2 separate regions of the Mus musculus genome follow, and region 1 is linked to region 2. A link is a loop called in an ENCODE intact Hi-C map of the cell type or tissue named here. Cell type or tissue: gastrocnemius. All regions are shown on one strand. Region 1 holds the start of BC004004 (cDNA sequence BC004004). Region 2 has its middle 3.7 kb from the start of Gm46603.

The links. Hi-C counts contacts between places; a loop is a spot of excess contacts. Peaks named below come from ENCODE experiments on the same cell type or tissue, not always from the same donor. Only the 100,000 strongest peaks of a DNase experiment are listed, where the experiment ranks them.
Region 1: a loop joins it to region 2, with 2.4 times the contacts of the local background. A loop is called at or near these places in 5 of 42 quality-filtered maps.

The regions. Positions count from the first base shown.
Region 1 is chr17:29,267,551-29,270,050 of GRCm38, reverse strand. BC004004 (cDNA sequence BC004004) reads right to left here and starts at 1,263. Exons shown (of 9, transcript NM_030561.3): 1 at 1,049-1,263. In gastrocnemius, a CTCF peak has its summit at 1,307; a DNase peak (open chromatin) is centred at 1,204; H3K4me3 peaks cover 1,779 bases; H3K27ac peaks cover 2,293 bases.
Region 2 is chr17:29,329,400-29,331,899 of GRCm38, reverse strand. No RefSeq gene overlaps it. Among named protein-coding and RNA genes, the nearest start is that of Gm46603, 3.7 kb to the right of the region's middle. In gastrocnemius, a CTCF peak has its summit at 1,062; DNase peaks (open chromatin) are centred at 781 and 969; H3K27ac peaks cover 1,629 bases.

The sequences.
Region 1 (2,500 bases), 62 kb after region 2:
TAACCACGAGTGTGTTCATTAAAGGCTGACAGCAGAGAACTCCTACCAATCTCTGGAGCTCAAGATCCTCCCCTTCCTGCCACTGTTGATGTGGCCACCTGTGTGTCCTTCTGGACCATCTTCCAGTTCATTCCCAAGCTCACCTCAATGGTGAAGTCTAGCTCCGGGCCTCCCTCAGCTCCAAAGCCTTCATACCTTATCATGAATACTTGTCTTTCTCTTTACATCTGTCTTCTGCTTCATGTAAGGCCTCTTAGAACTCCTGTGGCCTCTTTACCCCTTACACAGCTATTCAATAGCCTACATAGACATATAATTACTGTGGGATGTGTAGTCTCCGGTGAGAGTTAATATCACCAGTGAAGACTGGAATGATATATTCTATTTTCGGTGATGGCCAGCTGTCAAGGGAAATCTCGAAATCTTGGCAAAATTGCAGCCAACGAAACCCAGTTTGTGAATCTGTACTTCCATTGTGAAAGACATTGTGCCTGGCACTGTGAAAAGACAAACGTGTCCCTTTATGTTTCTGACATAGCATACTCACGACACATGGCTTGCAAGGTTTAAGTCTTAAAATGCAAGGAAACACTAGGCAGCTTATTTTTCTCGTACTGGCAGGCGATTGACTGCAAACGGGTCAGTGTGCCATGCCACGTTCTGAGACGCCAAGTTTATCACATTAAGTCCACATTAAAATAAATAAAATTAAATTAAGTACTTCCTCCTTAACATTTGGGCTAAGATGTCTAAGAAGGGGCCATTCAGGGGTGACGCTAAGGCATCTGTGACAGGTTGGCAAGCGGGGTCAGGGCTTTCGGACACGGCCGCCACGTCTGCGAACCAAGTTCGAGCAGTGTCGGACCCCGTCACCCTCCCCGCGGAGCCTCGGGAAAGATGTCAGAGGGGATCTGCCCCGGGGAGCGGTCGGGGGTGCTGTCAGTCAGCAGAACGCGGACGGGAGCGGCGAGGAGGGCGGCGCGAGGCAGCGGCGGCCGCGGAGGGCGGCCGGCCTCCCCCCTCCCGGCCTCGGGCCCCAGTCACTCACATGCGGGCCCGCGCCCTCTCGGGCTCCTCCCGCCTCGGGGACAGCAGCCGCCGGGCGAGGAGGGTGGGCCAACAACTTCCTGCTTCCGGCAGCGCGACCCGGAAGTGGTTCTCGCGCCGCCGGCCAGGGCTGGAACACAAAGGAAAAGCTCCTTGCGCCCCAGGTTCCGAAACAGATCTGGCGAGGTCGCGGGGCGCGGGGCGCGGGGCAAATCTCGCGGTATCTGAAAAGCTTGTGCTCTTGCTCCCCCTGACGTCCAGATGGCACTACTGCGCCTTCTCAGTCGTAGAAGTCTCAAAATATTAATAACAACAATAATAATAATAATAAAAAAATTTTTTTAGGGGTCCGGACTCATTGACTCAATTCATTCCCATTTACACTTGGCTCACTCGTTTGTATCTATTGACTGCTGGTTCTGTGGTAAGCATCACTAAGCACTGTACTCTTAGGAAACTGCTTCAAGAATTATATATTGTAACATGAACATTCTCACAACACCTGACCATGAACCAGCCAAACAGGTTTATGGAGCTGGTTAACTGACTGCAGGTTTCTCTCACAAATAGGGAGTGGCAGTCAGCAACTGTTTGTATATGTGTGTGTGTGTGTGTGTGTGTGTGTGTGTGTAGTATGTGTACGCTTCTCCATGCACATAAGTGTCTTCAGAGGCACCGGATCCCATGGAACTGGACTTACAGACAACTGTGAGCAGAATGATATAGATTCTGGGAACTGAACTCAAATTCTTTGGGAAAACAGCTTTCTGAACAGCCAAGCCATCTCTCAAGCCTCTATATCAGAACCTTTAACTGATTTCTACCCGGGGACCTGAAACAAAATGCTGGGCTCAGCCCTGATGCTATAACTCAAAAGCCATGGTGACTGTGAGATGGGGTCAGATGAACCAGAGCAAAGACTCCAGGCCACCAGGCCACTCTACGCTCTCCCCATACAGGCACAAATAAGTCTCCTTTCCTGACACCCACTACTACCTGTACCCTCAGCTGACATACTAAGCCTGCCAGAACTGACTTTGTTTTTAACCCCTTAAAATGACAGTTACACAGGCTAGAGAAAGGGCTCCGGAGTTACAAGCACCTGCTGCTCCAGAAAAAGACCAGAGTTCACTTTCCAGCACCCACACAATGGCTTAGAACTGTCTGTAGCTGCCGGGCAGAGTGAGTTCCAGGACAGGCAGGGCTATACAGAGAAACCCTGTCTCGAAAAACCAAATAAACAAAAAAACAAAAAAACTAAAAAGGAGAATATATGGAGCCTAAATTCATCTATGGTGGCCTTGGAAATTCTCAAAGTCCCCTTTTCAGAACCTCACCGAGTGAGAGAACTGGGGTTAGCAGAGTTCCCATCACTTGAAGCTGCAAGGCAAAGAGAGACAGGTGAGACTGCACTGAAGAGGTACAGTTCTGTTTCCCTAAGGACACCAGCTTT
Region 2 (2,500 bases):
AGCCTCTAGGTACATGAGACACAGGGAAGGAAGTGAAGTGGCCAGTCACCTTCTGACCAGCATAATGTGTGACCTGACAGACCTAGTTGCTAGGTCTCCGTGGGGACAGAATGACATGGTCCCTGCCCTTGGGACAGGACCATTGGGCGTGGGCCTCCAGGGGTGTCAGTGGCCACTATGAGCACAAGGCTTGTTTGTATAACAATGTGCATATTTTACATTCTCATTAGCGTTAGTAAGACTCCATAATAGTCAGAAACACCGCGAGCAGAGCTGGAAGCAAAGGTGTAGCAATGTCTCAGCAAAAGGGTAAATGCTGGGACCTTCAGGACAGCTCTCAGGGCTGTGGGAAAGCCGGGCATGGTGGTGCACGCCTTTAATCCCAGCACTTGTCTTCCCTGAGGTCTGTAGGAGGCTGCCTGGCCTAAAGTGAAAGGCTTTGATTGGTGTGACTGCTCAGCATGAGGCCCTACTGTTCCCAGGTATTATCCTCTTATCTATTAAGAAGTTTGGGCTTGACCAGGCCTGAGCTGAGCTACCAGCGGGGAGGGATGACTGGAGGGGAGGAGGTGTCCGTGAGGAAGCCAGACTTTCCTCATGGGTAACCTTATTCTTCGGGAAAGTTGGAAAGGCCTATGACAGGCCTTTTGAGGCTTTCTGATAAGGAGACAGCTGTGGCCTAAGCTGTCCTCCTTCAACTGTCCCTCGTTATCACTGCCAGTTGCCACAATGCTCAGAGGCTACTGGGATACCAGCCAGCTTGCCTGCCTGCCTGCCTGCCTGCCTCTCTCTCTCTTTCTCTCTCTCCTCTCTCTCTCTCCTCCCTCTCTCCCTCTCCCTCTCCCTCTCCCTCTCCCTCTCCCTCTCCCTCTCCCTCTCCCTCTCCCTCTCCCTCTCCCTCTCCCTCTCCCTCTCCAGTTCAGCTGTGTTGGCAGGTCCCCTCCCTGCCCATCTGTTAGAGCATGACTCCTCCCTGATCCATCACACTGGCCCCAGGTGCATAAATAAATGGGTGACTAATCTCCTGATCTTTGGCAGGCACATTCACAGGGCAGAACTGCAGACGGCCAGCAGATGCCCTTGCTGGGCAAGAGACAGGAAGAGCCACAGGGAAACCAGTATAGGCTGGGTCTGCTTGGCCCAGAGACCCCCATCCCTGACTGCCCAGGCCCAACACACTAGCTCAAGAGAACAGACCTTCCCAGGAATGCAGTTGCTTTAGCATCTGAAGATCAGTTAATGTCATATACTCTGACCACATGACCATCTCAATCGGAACAGAAAAGGCCTTTGAGAAAAGTCAACATGCTTTCACAATAAAATCTTTCACCCAGACAAGGAACAAAACAATTTCAATGGTGGGGACTAGAGAGGGGGAAAAACACTTGTCACACAAGCAGAAGGACCCGAGTTTGAGCTAGCACCCACACCAAAGCTAGGTGCAGTGATGCAGGCCTGTAACCCCAGCATTAGGAGCAGCAGTGGGCGGGGTGTGGAGACAGATCCCTGAAGCTCATTGGATAACCATCCTAGGCAAACTAAGCCTCAGTATTTGTAAGAGACCCCATCTCACACACAAAAAAAAAAACAAGGTGATAACCTGAGACTGGCCTCTGGCCTGCACATGTGCACACATGCATGAGCACAGCACACAAGCTTGTATGCACAGCGCATACAAGGATGGGTGGACCTTGAAGAGATGTTAGGTAGTCACAAAACATATTTGTGGAGGACTTAAATGAAAGTCAAAGACCAGCAAGTGCAGGCCCATGAAATGGCTCAGCGGGTGAAGGTGTTTGTTACCGAGCCTGACCCATATGGTGAGGGGAGAGGAGGTTCTCCAGTCTCCACGAGAGCATGAGTCCCCCCACCCCCCAAAAAACGGAAGGAATAGGAAAGGTGCGTACAGATGGAAAATAGGTCAGCAGTTGTTTTAGGCTGAAGGGGGTGGGAAAAGCAGGCAATAGTGGGTAAGGTGCTTCTATGGTAAGGTAATGAAAAAGTCCCCTCTTAGTACTAGCAGAGCTACACAGTCCCCCAATGAGTATACTAAACAATGTCAAGCTAGGGTCGGCCAATTGGCTCAGTAACCACCAAGCCTGACAAAGTGCATGGGGGGGGGGGAGCTATCCCAGCAGGCTTGCCCTCTGACCTCTGCATGCACCCCCCACCCACACAGACACTAAATAAATACATATCCAGAACTCTGAGTTGTAGGCTTCAGGTTTTTTCCAGCCAGGTGTGGTGGATCTCTGAGTTCGAGGCTAGCCTGGTCTACAGATAGCATTCCAGGACAGCCAGAGCTACACAGAGACCTGATCTCAGAAAAAACAAAAACAAACAAAAAAAAACAACAACAACAACAAATACACTCAAATAAAGATGATGGGAACACGGTACTTGTGTACTGTTACACATGAATGGAGGATGGAGGGCTGTGTGCTTTTACCCATGAGCTGTCACATTGGCCCCAGACACATAGATCAATGGGTGACTTCTG